Linked DNA regions of Homo sapiens: all the other regions are linked to region 2. A link is an interaction called in ENCODE POLR2A ChIA-PET data of the cell type or tissue named here. Cell type or tissue: HCT116. All regions are shown on one strand. Region 1 overlaps PLEKHA4 (pleckstrin homology domain containing A4). Region 2 has its middle 6.6 kb from the start of CA11. Region 3 overlaps ZSWIM9 (zinc finger SWIM-type containing 9).

Region 1 (5,000 bases), 210 kb before region 2:
TCTCCAGCTTAAGCTACAGAGCAAGACTCTGTCAAAAAAAAAAAAAAAAGAGAGAGAAAAGAAAAGAAGTAGGGCTACTATTCTATTCTATCATGTTCAGAGGGCTTCCAGCTCTCCTTCTTATCCACTCCATTGCCCCAAACATGTGTCTCTGTCTCTTCTGTCTCTCTGGGTCTTTCTCCTGTGCCTCCACCCCACTCCCAGGCTCAAGTGATCCTCCCTCCTCAGCCTCCGGAGTAGCTGGGGCTACAGGCACGCGCCACCACACCTGGCTAATTTTTTTTTTTAGTAGTAGAGATGGGGTTTCGCCATGTTACCCAAGCTGGTCTCAAACTCCTGGAATTGAGTGATCCACCTGCCTTGGCCTCTCTAAGTGCTGGGATTACAGGCGTGAGCCATTGTGCTCGGCCTCACCCCACTCTCTTGATCCCTACTTTATGTCTCTGTTCTCCTCTCTCCAAGTTTCTTTCTCTCTCTGGCTCTCTGTCCCCATCGTCACTGCCTTCATCCCCTTTTTCTGTTTCCCTTTACTCAGGCCCCTCCTCCCATCTCTCTCCCCAGGACAGCTCGGGGCTCCGTCTCTGGAAACGCCGCTGGTTCGTCCTCTCCGGCCATTGCCTCTTTTATTACAAGGGTCAGTGGCTGGCTGGCTGGCTTGGGGTGGGAGGGCCCCCCCGCCCAGTCTGCCCTTCTCTCTAGCATCTTGGCCTTCTGATCCCTGTGTGATCCTTGACCCCAGCCCCTCTTTGCAGACAGCCGCGAGGAGAGTGTCCTAGGCAGCGTCCTGCTCCCCAGCTACAATATTAGACCAGATGGGCCGGGAGCCCCCCGAGGGCGGCGCTTCACCTTCACCGTGAGTCCATCCATCCATGTTGTGCACCAGGCGATGGGAACTGGAGATGAGGGCGGGTAGATATCTGTCGAGGAAACTCCAAGTCCTAACAAGCACTGGAATATCCATTACTGGAGATAAAAGGTCTTGACAAGCGTCAATTGCATCCTCGTTTTGTTTTGTTTTGGTTTGTTTTTTTGTTTTGTTGTTTTTTGAGACAGAGTCTCTCTCTGTCACCCAGGCTGGAGTGCAGTGGTGCGATCTCGGCTCACTGCAACCTCCGCCTCCTGGGTTCAACGGATTCTCCTGCCTCAGCCTCTGGAGTAGCTGGGATTACAGGCGCACGCCACCACGCCTGGCTAATTTTTTGTATTTTTAGTAGAGATGGGGTTTCGCCATGTTGGCCAGGCTGGTCTCAAACTCCTGGCCTCAGGTGATCCGCCTACCTCAGCCTCCCAAAGTGCTGGGATTACAGGCATGAGCCACCGCGTCTGTCCAGTCCTTTCCTTTCCTTTCCTTTCCATTTTCCTTTCCTTTCCTTTCCTTTTTCCTTTCCTTTCCTTTTTTTTTCTCTCTCTCTCTTTCTTTCTTTCTCTTTCTCTCTTTCTTTCTCTCCCTTCCCTTCCCTCTTTCCCTCTTTCCTTTCTTTCTTGACGGTCTTGCTCTGTCACCCAGGCTGGCGTGCAGCGACGCAAAGTGCAGTCTTCCTGCCTCAGTCTCCCCGGTAGCTGGGACTACAGGTGCGCTCCACCACGTCCGGCTAATTTTTTGATTTTTTTGTAGAGACGGGGGCGGAAGGAGGTGGAGGGGGGTGTCTCATTATGTTGCCTAGGCTGGTCTCAAGCCATCCTCCCGCATCGGCCTCCCAAAGCACTGGGTTTACTGGAATGAGTCACCGGTCCGGCCTGTCCTCCTTTTTACAAGGCCCGGGAGTCCGGATTCCAAGCCTTCTCTTCCCGCAGGCAGAGCACCCGGGCATGAGGACCTACGTTTTGGCCGCTGACACCTTAGAAGACCTGCGGGGCTGGCTACGGGCGCTGGGCCGGGCCTCCCGTGCGGAGGGGGACGACTAGTGAGTAGAGGTCCAAGCCATGCTCCTGACCCTCCACCCTGAGTCAGTCTCGTCATCCCAACTCCTCCCCTTTGGGGCCCTGCCCCCTTGAGTGTCCAATCACCAGTCTTCTAGCTAAGGCGCCTCGTCTTCTAGGCCCCACCTCCAGGGAACTTTTCCAATCAGCAAAAGTCTTTCTCCCTTAAGTTCCGCCCACCACCTTGTCCGTCCCCGCCCCCAAGCTGACCCTTCAGTCACGCACTCAGCTCTGCTCCAGGAATGATCAATATTGCACACTCTCTGATTGGCTCCTTCTGAAGTCCCCTGAGCTGCCACCTAAACAATGCCAGGTAAAAGATAGTATCAGATTTTAAAAAAATGTCAGACTATCTCTTAGGCTCTGACATGGCCTGCGCCAATTATCAGGCTGGAAACTGGACTACCTGGCTGAGTCTATCCCATATTCCGGGGCATTGGGTCCAGCAACCTGGATAGACGTTGTGGCCTGGCGCACAGGTCAGTTTCACATTGGAGGCCTCAGTTTCCCCTTCTGAAGAAGGGGGACGATGATTTATAGTGCACAACTTTCCTTTTTTGGGTGCATCCTTGTGTTCTCACCTGTGACAAGAGAATAGGGCTGTTATGAAGTTCGAAGGAGTGATATCTTGTCTATGTCCACTCGCTAGTGGGCAACCCAGGTCACCTGCACGACCCCAGCCCGGGGAGGGCCCCGGCGGCCCCGGTGGTCCCCCGGAGGTGAGCAGAGGGGAAGAGGGGCGCATCTCAGAATCACCGGAAGTGACTCGACTCTCCAGAGGTCGTGGTAGACCCAGGCTGCTCACTCCCAGCCCCACAACCGACCTCCACTCTGGACTCCAGATGCGGAGGGCGAGGAGCCCCGAGTGAGTAGGGAGGACATGGTTGTGGGCGTGGCCTAAGAGAAGGGCAGGGCCGGAAACTGGTTGGGGGCGGGCCTTAGCGCTTTCTGCTTGAGTGTGTGTGACTTGCTGGGGCTCCCGTGGGGGTCACAGCCTGTCGGGGAGAAGACTGGAGGGGAAGATGCCACAAAGCGGACATTACTGAGGATTTGGACAGTAGAGGAGGATTCTAACCCAGTGGGACAGTAAGACACAGTGAAGTGAGACATGTCCTTGAGGCTGACTTGATGGGTAAGGAGGTGGATGGAGAGGGCTCTAGTTGACTCAGTTCCCCGATTCTCTCCTTCCCACAGCCTGTTCACCCCCCTCTCTCGCCCTCCCTCGCCTCTGAGCCTCCCCCGTCCCCGTTCTGCCCCTGCGCGGCGACCCCCTGCCCCCTCAGGAGACACAGCACCCCCTGCCCGACCTCACACCCCGTTGAGTCGCATTGATGTCCGACCTCCTCTGGATTGGGGCCCCCAACGCCAGACCCTCTCCCGACCCCCTACTCCCCGCCGAGGACCTCCCTCTGAGGCTGGGGGAGGAAAGCCCCCCAGGAGTCCCCAGCACTGGAGTCAGGAGCCCAGAACACAGGTGAGCAGAGAGGTGAGAAGGAGGGGACTACGTTTCCCATCAGGCCTCAGGGCTGTCTTTCCGTATTCTCAAGGCCATTGCTCCCTGGGTGTCATGGGTATTGTAGTCCATAATGATCTCAGCTGGGCTCAGGTGAGAGAGAGCTTGAACCTATCAGGTGTCCAGCTCCTCTCAGGTGTCTGGGCTGTCTTTCTAGGCTGGTCTTCGGCCATTGCTTTTTTTTTTTTTTTTTGAGACTGAGGTCTTGCTCTGTCGCCAAGGTTAGAGGGCAGTGGCACGATCTCGGCTCACTACAACCTCTGTCTCCCGGGTTCAAGCGATTCTCCTGCCTCAGCCTCCCGAGTAGCTAGGATTACAGGCACCTGCCACCACGTCCGGCTGATTTTTATATTTTTGGTAGAGATGAGGTTTCACCATGTTGACCAAGCTGGTCTCGAACTCCTGACCAGCTGACAGGTGATCTGCCCATCTCAGCCTCCCAAAGTGCTGGGATTACAGGCGTGAGCCACCGCGCCTGGCCCAGCCATTGCTCTTTAAGCATCATGGGGATTGTAGTCCTGGATACTCTGTGCCAAGACAGTGCGGTGAGAGGTTTGCATCTCCCTTGTGTCCCCAGTTCACCTTGCAAGTTGGTTGCCTGCTGTTTTGTCTGAGCATCATGGGACGGTAGCTCAGAATATCCACAGCTGACTGCAAGTCTGAGAATGAGAGTAGCAAATTCCATCATCTTGTGGGGCTGTTTTGCCAGGCTGGTGCATTTATTATCACCCTCTGTGTCCCCACAGTGGCACACAGCTGGAGAGCAGGTAGTTGAGGAAGTTGAGAGGGCCCAGTTCTGAACCTCAAAATATCTCCTAAAGCACTTCAATTATGGACATGCCCACTCTACTATTTGTCACTAAGACATGCCAGTTTCTTTTTTTTTTTAATTATTATTATTATTTTTTTATTGATCATTCTTGGGTGTTTCTCGCAGAGGGGGATTTGGCAGGGTCATAGGACAATAGTGGAGGGAAGGTCAGCAGATAAACAAGTGAACAAAGGTCTCTGGTTTTCCTAGGCAGAGGACCCTGCGGCCTTCCGCAGTGTTTGTGTCCCTGGGTACTTGAGATTAGGGAGTGGTGATGACTCTTAACGAGCATGCTGCCTTCAAGCATCTGTTTAACAAAGCACATCTTGCACTGCCCTTAATCCATTTAACCCTGAGTGGACACAGCACATGTTTCAGAGAGCACAGGGTTGGGGGTAAGGTCATAGATCAACAGGATCCCAAGGCAGAAGAATTTTTCTTAGTACAGAACAAAATGAAAAGTCTCCCAGACATGCCAGTTTCTAAACATCTCCATTTCAACGTTCCTCCCAGGCACACTCTGGCTCCCCCACTTATCTCCAGCTCCCCCCGCGGCCCCCTGGGACCCGGGCCTCCATGGTTTTATTGGTAGGTATCCTGGAGTACCCTAAATCTACCGGAGCCCCCTCCCTTCCTTTCTTCTCTATGAGGAATGTCATCTCTTGGCCTAGGGTGCCTAGAGAACTGTAGATATTTCAAAGACCCTGGGTAGGTATTAGATTCATGTGGTGGCTGTAACAAAGCGCATGGCCGAAA
Region 2 (5,000 bases):
CAGAGCAAGACTCTTGTCTCTCTCTCTCTCTCTCTTTCTTTCTTTCTCTCTCTCTCTCTCTCTCTCTCTCTATATATATATATATATATATATAAAATTTAAACACCCAGAGTCCACAGTCCACACCTCCTCCAGGAGACTGGAACCCAGAAGGCGAGAGTATAGATCAAGGAGGATTTTTCTAGGCTCCCAGGGGCAGTGGGAGTTGAAGGCAAAGAGATAGCAGTGAGGAGGCCAAGAGGGGCTGTGGGAACCACCCAGGCCTGTAGAGGCCTGGCGCTGCCGCCTCCCACTCAGGGGCTGGGGAGATAGGAGATGAAAGCATGGTGCAGAGCAGGCCCCATATGTTCCTCATGACCCAAACTTTGTTCCCAGCACCCGAGACGAATAGGCATGAAATCCACATCTGGGACCCACCTCCGGCCTGGTCGTTCCCTCCCCCTCTGGGCACCGAGCCCAGTCTGTCTTTGCGCTATAATGGAGGCAGCACAGGTGGCTTCCAGAGCTCTGAGGAGGCCCCTGCCCACCTCGTGGCATTGCCAGATGGCTTCTTGGAGGAGGGGACTCCTGAAGTGTGCAGAAGTCTGAGTAGGAATTTGCCCAGCAGAGAAGGGAGAAAGGGAGCCCAGTTAGAGGAAACAGTTTGGCAAAGATCCCAGGGCAGGAGGTCTCTGTGGTGAGAGAAGAGATGAGGCTGGGGACTGGGGGTGGCCAGGGCATGTGGGTTCTCTCAGACCAGGCTGAGGACCTGGGTTTTTTTCCCCCAGGGCACTGAGGAGCCATGGGAGGTCTGTGAGCAGGGGAGGGGCAGAATCAGCTTTGTGTGAGAGACAAACCGTGTTAAAACAGAGTGATACGGGCAATCATCATCATCATTGAGGTGGCTCAGCTCACTGGGGGAGCCCAGAGAGTACCCCAAACCCAGCCTACAGGTCAGAAAACTTCTCTCACAGGTGGATCTTCAAGGACATTAGAAGAATCTGGTCACGACAAGAAAGGCTGAGGAGGGGGACTCTGTCCAGAGGTGCAGGGGAGCCGTGGGAGAGGCAGGGTCCACTCTGAATGTAACACAACCACTCAGGGTGGCTCTCGCCTGTAATCCCAGCACTTTGGGAGGCCAAGGTGGGAGGACTGCTTGAGGCCAGGAGTTCAAGACCAGCCCAGCCAGCATAGTGAGACCTCTATCGCTACAAAAAAATAAAAAATGACTAGTGTGTTGGCCTGGCGCGGTGGCTCACGCCTATAATCCTAGCACTTTGGAAGGCCAAGGCGGGCGGATCACCTGAGGTCAGGAGTTCGAGACCAGCCTGACCAACATGGAGAAATCCTGTCTCTACTAAAAATACGAAATCAGCCGGGTGTGGTGGCGCATGTCTGTAATCCCAGCTACTCGGGAGGCTGAGGCAGGAGAATCGCTTGAACCCAGAAGGCGGAGGTTGCGGCAAGCCGATATCGTACCATTGCACTCCAGCCTGGGCAACAAGATCGAAACCCTGTCTCAAAAAAAAAAAAAAAAAAAATTACTAGTGTGGGCAATACGGTGAAACCTTGTCTCTACAAAAACAAAAACAAAACAAAACAAAAAAACAGAAATTAGCTGGGTGTGTGATATGCACCTGTGGCCCCAGCTACTTGGGAGGCTGAGGCAAGAGGATCCCTGGAGCCTGGGAGTGAGCTATGATCACATCACTGCACTCCAGCCTGGGTGACAGAGCAAGACCCTGTTTAAATAAATAAATAAATAAGTAAATACAGTTTAAAAAGAAAAATTAAAAAATAGCTGGGTGTGGTGGCACACACCTGTAGTACCAGCTACTTGGGAGGTTGAGATGAGAGGATCACTTGAACCCAGGAAGTTGAGGTTGCAGTGAGCTGTGATCACGCCATTGCATTCCAGCCTGGGTGACAAAGCAAAACCCCATCTCAAAAAAAAATAAAAATAAAAATAAAACCCTCTGGGATCTGTGGGGCATGGATTGCAAGGGGAGGGAAACTGGAAGGGGGAGAAGCTGAGAAGGAGGCTGTGGGGAGGACTTGAGGGGAAAAGATGCATCCTGAGCACTGGTTAGGATTATGGAGATAGTCAGGAAGTTAAATGTTGGCCAGGCACGGTGACTCACACCTGTAATCCCAGCACTTTGGGAGGCCAAGGTGGGCAGATAACCTGAGGTCAGGAATTCAAGACCAGCGACCAGCCTGGCCAACATGGTGAAACTCCGTCTCTACTAAAAATACAAAGATTAGCTGGGCGTGGTGGTGGGCCCCTGTAATCCCAGCTACTTGGGAGACTGAGGCAGGAGAATCGCTTGAACCCTAAGGTGGAGGTTACAGTGAGCTGAGATCATGAGACTCTGCCACCACTGTGCTCCAGCCTGGGTGACAGAATGACTCTGCCTCACAAAAAAAAAAAAAAAAAAAAAAAAGAAAGTCAAATGTTCTAACACACCAGATCACACCAGGACCAGGAAGCCTTCCTCTTTTTTTTTTTTTTTTTTTTTTTTTTAAAGACAAAATCTCGCTCTGTCACCCAGGCTGGAGTGCAGTGGCGCTATCTCGGCTCACTGCAAGCTCTGCCTCACAGGTTCTCCTGCCTCAGCCTCCTGAGTAGCTGGGACCACAGCAGGCGCCCGCCACAATGCCCGGCTAATTTTTTGTATTTTTAGTAGAGACGGGGTTTCACTGTGTTAGCCAGGATGGTCTCGATCTCTTGAGCTCGTGATCTGCCCACCTCAGCCTCCCAAAGTGCTGGGATTACAGGCGGGAGCCACACCCGGCCAAAGCCTTCCTCTTAAGCCCTATACAAAAACATTATTTTCTCACCTGTCTCTCAGTGCCACAGTCCCTGTGTTTTTATTTCATTCACTCACTTATTTATTCATTCAACATATTCTCCTGTGGTCTCCCTGGAAAATTCTGACACCCTGACCTGAGTCGGACTAGGGACTTGCCTAGTCTGGGAGGGTGGGGTAGGAGGGAGACCTTGGTACAATGAGATTTGGTAGGATATTCAACAATGGAGGCAGCGCAGGGCACTGTGGGAGCCTAGAAGAGGCACCTGGCCATGTCTTGCAGTTCAGGGAAGACGTCCTGGAGGAGGCAAGGCCCTCCATGGGCACTGCAGAAAACCCGAGTGTCACCCAGGCACATGGGAACTGGCAGACTCTCCAGGGAAAGACATCATGAGCATGGTTTCATTCAATAATGCCTGAGTTCTCTCCTGAGGACCCCGTACACCAGGCTCTGTGTGCAGTGAGGCTGGGGACTCAGAGACGGGTCAGGCTTGGGCCCTCCGGTGGAACACATGGGGACACAGTCCCTTTCTAACAAGATGTATGCTCTCATGGAGGTAGCACAGGACATTGTGAATGTTCACAGCAAGCACTGACCCAGCCTGGGGGGGGGGGGGCGGTCAGGGAAGGCTTCCTGGAGGAGGAAAGCCCTACATTTTAGGTAGAGTCTGCTCTTCTTGCAGTATCAGTCAGCCTTTCACTTTCTGTATAGCTCTAGTTCCTTCATTGCCTCTGCCTCTGTCGGACTCCATGTCTTTCTTTCTTTCTTTCTTTTTAAATTTTACTAAATACAAATAGAGATGGAGTTTCGCCATGTTGCCCAGGCTGGTCTCGAACTCCTGAGCCCAAGCAGTCCGCCTGCCTCAGCCTCCCAAAGTGCTGGGATTGCAGGTGTGAATCATCGCGCCCAGCCAGGTTCCATGTCTTAATTTCTCCCCAGCCCCAGGCTGGCTGTCACAAAAAATGACCACAAACATGATGGCTTATCACAACAGAAATGTATTGTCTCACAGCTCTCGGGGTCAGAAGTCCAAAATGAAGGTGTTGGCAAGGCCATACTCCCTCCACAGACTCCAGGGGCGAATGTTTCATGCCTCTTCCAGCTCCTGGTGGCTCCTGGCATTCCTTGGCTTGTGGCTGCCTCATTCCAACCTCTGCCTCGATCTTCACACGGCCTTCTCCCAATCTCCCTATGGCTTTTTTTCTCTTATAAGGACATTTGTCATTGGATTTAGAGTCTACCCAGATAATGCAGGATGATTGCGTCTCAAGATCCTTAACTTTTTTGTTGTTGTTGGAGATAGTGTCTTGCTGTGTTGCCCAGGCTGGAGTACAATGCTGTGATCTTGGCTCACTGCAGCCTCGACCTCCTGAGCTCAAGTCATCCTTTCACCTCAGCCTCCCAAGTAGCTGGGACTACAACTGTGCACTGCCATGCCTGACAAGGTTTTTAAAATTTTTTGCAGAGGCCAGGCACGGTGGCTCACACCTGTAATCCCAGCATTTTGGGAGACCGAGGCAGAAGGATCATGAGGTCAGGAGTTCGAGACCAGCCTGGCCAACATAGTGAAACCCTGTCTCTACTAAAAATACAAAATATTAGCCAGGCTTGGTGGCAGGCTCCTGTAATCCTAGCTACTTGGGAGGCTGAGGCGGGAGAATCGCTTGAACCCAGGAGGCAGAGGCTGCAGTGAGCTGAGATTGCATCACTGCACTCCAGTCTCGGTAATGGTGCTAGACTCTGTCTCAAAAAAAAAAAATTTTTTTTTTTTTTTTTGCTGAGATGGGTTCTCATTGTGTTGTCCAGGCTGGTCTCAAACTCCTGGGCTCAAGTGATCCTCCTGCCTCAGCTTCCCAAAGCACTGGAATTACAGATATAAGCCACTGCACCCGGCCCCTCCCAAGTCTTTAAGGGTCCATCTCTCCACAACTCTGTGTCTCTCTTCCTCTCCCCACCTGTGGTGGTTTGAAAATTAATCCCCAAATTCTGTGATACGTTTCCTTTCAAGAGCAAAGGATTTTTTTTTTTTTTTTTAGACAGGGTCTCATTCTGTCGCCCAGGCTGGAATGCAATGGCTCGATATTGGCTCACTGCAACCTCTGCCTCCCAGCTTCAAGCGATTCTCCTGCCTCAACCTCCTGAGTAGCTGGGATTACAGGCACACGCCACCATGCTCGGCTAATTTTTGTATTTTTTTTTTTTTTGAGACA
Region 3 (5,000 bases), 450 kb after region 2:
CGATATGTGGGCAAGCCCAACGAAGATCAGCTACTTTATCAAGATTAGCTGCTTTCATTTTTTTTAAATAAGCCTATTTCCGATAATTGTAGGTTTATGATCAGTTGCTTTGCTTTTCAAAGTATAACATGCATACTAGGATCTTGTTAGAATGAGATTCTGATTCTGTAGTTTTGGAATGGGTTTGAGAATCTGCATTTCTTTCTTTTTTCTTTCTTTCTTTTTCTTGAGATGGAGTTTTACTTTGTCGCACAGGCTGGAGTGCAGTGGAGCGATCTCGGCTCACTGCAACCTCCGCCTCCTGGGTTCAAGAGATTCTCCTGCCTCAGCCTCCCGAGTAGCTGGGACTACAGGTGCGCCACCACGCCCAGCTAATTTTTGTATTTTTAGTAGAGGCAGGGTTTCACCATGTTGGCCAGCATGGTCTCGATCTCCTGACCTCAGGTGATCCGCCCACCTCAGCCTCCCAAAGTGCTGGGATTACAGGTGTGAGCCACCGTGCCCAGCCGAGAATCTGCATTTCTAACAAGCTCCTAGGGAATGTTCATGACACTGTTGCATGCACCACACTGAAAAGCAAGGGTCTAGCCAACCCCTCAGGTGACCCAAGACTCATAAGCAATACGTGTTCATTTTTATTATTGTTTTAACTTTTAAAGTCAGGGGTACATGTGCAGGTTTGTTGTATAGGTAAACTTTTATCATGGGGGTTTGTTGTACAGATTATTTTGTCACCCAGGTATTAAGCCTAGTACCCATTAGTTATTTTTCCCGATCCTCTCCCTCCTCCCATCCTCCACCCCCTAGTAGGTCTCCATGTGTGTTGCCCCTCTCTCTGTGTCATTTCTTCTCATCATTTAGCTCCCACTTATAAGTGAGAGCATGCAGTATTTGGTTTTCTGTTCCTGTGTTAGTTCATTAAGGATAATGACCTCCAGCTCCATCCATGTCCCTGCAAAGAACATGATCTAGTTGTTTAATGGCTCTATAGTATTCCATGGTGTATATGTACCATATTTTCTTTATCTAGCTTATGATTATTGATGGGCATTTAGGTTGATTCCAAATACATGTTTATTGTTATATACTTAGGAAGTTTTATAGTTGTTAACACAGCATTTATGTAGCCATGGATAACTGATAACCTCCATAAATCCAACCTGCTGCTTCCTTGAGACTTAATATACGAATGCTGATAGAATGGTATTTTTGGATCAAGATAGGAGGGTGTGATATGGGAACTTCTAGTCCCCCCCTTTCTCAGGAGAGAGCTGTCTTTTGAAGAAATCCATCGCACGAAAAGCAGGCGAGAGAGGGGAAACCTGACATTGTTTGAGCCCCTGCAGTCAGCTGCCATCAAAGCCTTTGACTTCGCATGACTTGAACCACTGAATCATTTTTTTTCTTTTTTTTTTTTTTTGACAGAGTCTCGCTCTGTCACCCAGGCTGGAGTGCAGTGGCACGATCTTGGCTCACTGCAACCTGCGCCTCTTGGGTTCAAGCAATTCTCATGCTTCAGCCTCCCAAGTAGCTGGGACTACAGGCACCCGCCACCACATCTGGCTAATTTTTGTATTTTTAGTAGAGACAGGATTTTGCCTTGCTGGCCAGGCTGGTCTTGAACTCCTGGCCTTAAGTGATCCACCTACCTCAGCCTCCCAAAGTGCTGGAATTACAGGTGTGAGCCACCACACCCGGCCTGAATTGTCTTTTATCTCAAGTTCCTTCATTGCTACTCAAAGTGTGCTCCACAACCCAGCACAGCCACATCATCGGAGAGCTTGCTAGAATGTTGGGCCCTATCTTAGACCTACTGAGTCAGACTCTGTATTTTAAGAAGGTGCCCACGTGACTCACGTCCACGCTAAAGTTTGAAAAATGCTGAGCTACTTCAACCTGGACTTTGTCACCTATAATAGAATTAAATCCCCTTCATCAGTTGCGACAACAGAAACCCCAACTCAAACTTCCCTAAATCATTAGGGTATCTTTGATTGGCCAGGTGCAATGGCCCACATCTGTAATTCTAGCACTTTGGGAGGCTGAAGCAGGGGCATCGCTTGAGGCCAGGAGTTTGAGAACAGCCCAAGTAACGTAGCAAGAGACCTCATCTTTACAAAAAGTTAAAAAAAAGAAAAGAAAAGAAAAGAAAAAGAAATTAGCTAGGTGGTAGCACGAGCCTATAGTCCTAGCTACTCAGGAGGCTGAGCTGGAGGATCCCTTGGGCCCAAGAGCTGGAAGGCTGCAGTGAGCTATGTTTGCACCACTGCACTCCAGCCTGGGCCAGAGCGAGACACTGTCTCTAACAAAAAAGGATATATTTTACTTAAGAAGCCCCATGGTAGAGCAGACTCGAGAGACTCAACTGAGCCAAGCAAAGATCCAGATTTTCTTCATCTCAGCTCTGTCATCCTCAGTGTGGACTTCATTATCACACCATACCAAGGTAATCATCAGCAGGTCTAGGCCTGATCATGTCTCTAGGCCTTCTTAGGAGTGATAGAATCTTTATTAGAAGCCTCCTAGGCCGGGCGCAGTGGCTTACGCTTGTGATCCCAGCACTTTAGGAGGCTGAGGCGAGCAGGTCACCTGAGGTCAGGAGTTTGAGACCAGCCTGGCCAACATGGTGAAACCCCGTCTCTACTAAAAATACAAAAATTTGCCAGGTGTGATGGCGCACACCTGTAATCCCAGCTACTCAGGTGACTGAGGTATGAAAATCACTTGAACCTGGGAGGTGGAGGTTGCAGTGAGCCGGGAACGTGCCATTGCATTCCAGCCTGGGTAACAGAGCAAGACTCAAAAAAAAAAAAAAAAAAGCTTCCTAGTTCTGAGCACAGTGGCTCACACCTGTAATCCCAGCACTTTGGGAGGCTGTGGCAGGAGGATTGCTTAAGCCGAGGAGTCCAAGACCAGCCTGAGTAACATAGCAAGACCCTGTTTCTACAAAAATATAAAAATAAAAAAGCCTCCCACCTCAACCTGAGCAGACTCGTTGACCAGGACTGGGTCACAGGCCCATTCTGTGGCCAGGACATTTGGCATGAGTCAGTCATTTGAAGGTAGAATCGACTCATGTCAAGAAGTTGCCACTGGGACGCACTGGTCCAGATGATGGAGGAGGAAGCTTGAGTTGCTATGGAGATGAATTCATTGTGGCTCCTCTATCCATCTGGCCCCAGGAGGCCTTGTCGGTAGAAAGAATGAAGGAACGCTGGACCATCTCAACTGTTCCCTGGATCTGGGACTCCCAACCAACCCCAGAAGCCAAGAACTCATCACGGAAACCAAAATAAGATTGTTTTATTCCAATCCTGAAGAACAATAGTCCAAACAATTCCCCTCCCCTGCTGGAGACTCTCCTGACCCCCAGTGCCCGCCCTCCCTCTCTCTTCAGAAGGCGATGGGGGTCGATGTCTCCAGGTCTTGGAGAAAAACCAAAACCACGCCCCTTGCATTTCGTCTCTACCCGTCTCCCACACATTTCTTTTGTCTCATCTCCGATTTTTCTTCCCCCTCCTACATCCCGTCCCTTCCTCTCCTGCTTCCCCCAGCTTTTCCTCATGTCTTCATTTCTGTCTCTTTGCTTGTCCTCTCTCCTCCATTTCCGGCTCCCCTTTCCATTTTTTCTCGCTTACCTCCTCTCCTTCATCTGTCTTCTGTACTTTCTCCCTTTCCCCTCTCCCCGCTGCACTCCCTAGACTGGCCAGTCTACTCTTGCCAGACACTCCCCATATGATCGCTTCCTCCCCCTCCCCCCAGCTCTGCCCCTTTCCTTCCTTCTGTCCCAGCCTGACCCTGTCTACACCTCTCATCACATGCTTCCTCTCCAGAGGGAAGCCCTCAGAATCCACCCTGCCCATCAACACCTTCCCAAGCTGTGGCTCCAGGACCTCAGAGACCACTTACAGCTTGCCCTTGGACCCAGAGAGGCAAACTGCCATGAGGAGGTCCCTGGATGACCCAGAAGGTGGCCAGGGGGACTGCAACGGTCTCCTTGGCCTCAGCCCTATTATCTTTGGGATCGAAGAATGCCCTCCGACCCTCCTGGTGGAGGGTGGTGGGCAGAGGCATGAAGGGTCAGGGCTCTGGGGCTCTCCCCCAGCAATCCCTGAGCAGGTCCATGTGGAATAAGGCAGCCCCAGTGAGGAGGCGCGCTGCAAAGAGGTGTCTGCAGGGCAGACGGCGGGCGGCGTGAATTGAGCAGCTGCAGCGTGTCAGGGCCCCATCCAGGAAGAAGTCCGAGGTGCCGTCCTTAAGGGCAAAGCCAGCTCCGGTCCAGTGGAAACCCCGGGTCCCATGCTGCCTAGCAAAGGCCAACTCCTCAGCCACCAGGTCTGCCAGCTCTGGCCCGCAGGCTGCTCGGAATTTGGCCAGGGGTTCCCAGTCCACCTCCTCCTCTCCCGGGGGTCGGCAAAGCCTCTTTGGTTCCCTGGGGCCATCTTCGCCTCCTTCCTGCAGGCCGTCACCTGCAGCCAGGTGTTCACTCCTCGCCGCTGCCCATTCTGGGCTGCCTTCCAATACAGTCCCCACCGGGGTGCCAGACACGACTCCATTCCCCAGCCCTAGACACCGCCCTCCTGCGTCTCCCCACTCCATCCCTCGTCCGGCTCGGCTCTTGGGGCCCACGGACCGGGCTCCCCCTCCATCTCCATTCTCCATGCCTGTGACCCTCGTGTCTCCCAGCTGGACCAGAACTATATCCTCCAGGCCCCTTCTTCTTTTGACCCCCACCCTCGCTCCCCTCTCCTCTGCAATCTCTGGCCCTCTCCTCCTCTCATCTTCCCACTGGGGTCCCCTTTGGTCTCCGTTCTCAGGGGCCAACTCCAGGGACTTCTCCAAGGGGATCCCCCTCAAGTTTCTGACCTCCAGCCCCCTCCCCTTCTCTACTTCTGACTGTGGCCCCTTCCATTCTGCAGTTCTCAGTCCCCCTGCCCTTTCATCGTGCAGCTGCGCCCCCCTCCAGGGGCTTCCTTCAAGACTCCTGACCCTCTCATAGT

The links. ChIA-PET counts read pairs that join two places held together with the same protein. Peaks named below come from ENCODE experiments on the same cell type or tissue, not always from the same donor. Only the 100,000 strongest peaks of a DNase experiment are listed, where the experiment ranks them.
Region 1: POLR2A ChIA-PET joins it to region 2 with 5 read pairs; 13 of 35 experiments call an interaction of 5 or more read pairs at or near these places.
Region 3: POLR2A ChIA-PET joins it to region 2 with 8 read pairs; 2 of 35 experiments call an interaction of 5 or more read pairs at or near these places.

What each region holds. Positions count from the first base shown.
Region 1 is chr19:48,857,254-48,862,253 of GRCh38, reverse strand. It overlaps PLEKHA4 (pleckstrin homology domain containing A4), which reads left to right. Exons shown (of 20, transcript NM_020904.3): 4 at 562-634; 5 at 753-853; 6 at 1,795-1,904; 7 at 2,570-2,785; 8 at 3,115-3,394; 9 at 4,758-4,832. Among named protein-coding and RNA genes, the nearest start is that of PLEKHA4, 8.9 kb to the left of the region's middle. RefSeq lists a silencer at 2,645-2,724. In HCT116, no CTCF peak of the experiment used is centred here; a DNase peak (open chromatin) is centred at 2,049.
Region 2 is chr19:48,650,270-48,655,269 of GRCh38, reverse strand. It overlaps the pseudogene SEC1P. Among named protein-coding and RNA genes, the nearest start is that of CA11, 6.6 kb to the right of the region's middle. In HCT116, no CTCF peak of the experiment used is centred here; no DNase peak of the experiment used is centred here; H3K27ac peaks cover 415 bases.
Region 3 is chr19:48,195,908-48,200,907 of GRCh38, reverse strand. ZSWIM9 (zinc finger SWIM-type containing 9) reads right to left here. Exons shown (of 4, transcript NM_199341.4): 4 at 3,288-5,000. The coding sequence ends at 4,081. Among named protein-coding and RNA genes, the nearest start is that of ZSWIM9, 28 kb to the right of the region's middle. RefSeq lists an enhancer at 3,882-4,394. In HCT116, no CTCF peak of the experiment used is centred here; no DNase peak of the experiment used is centred here.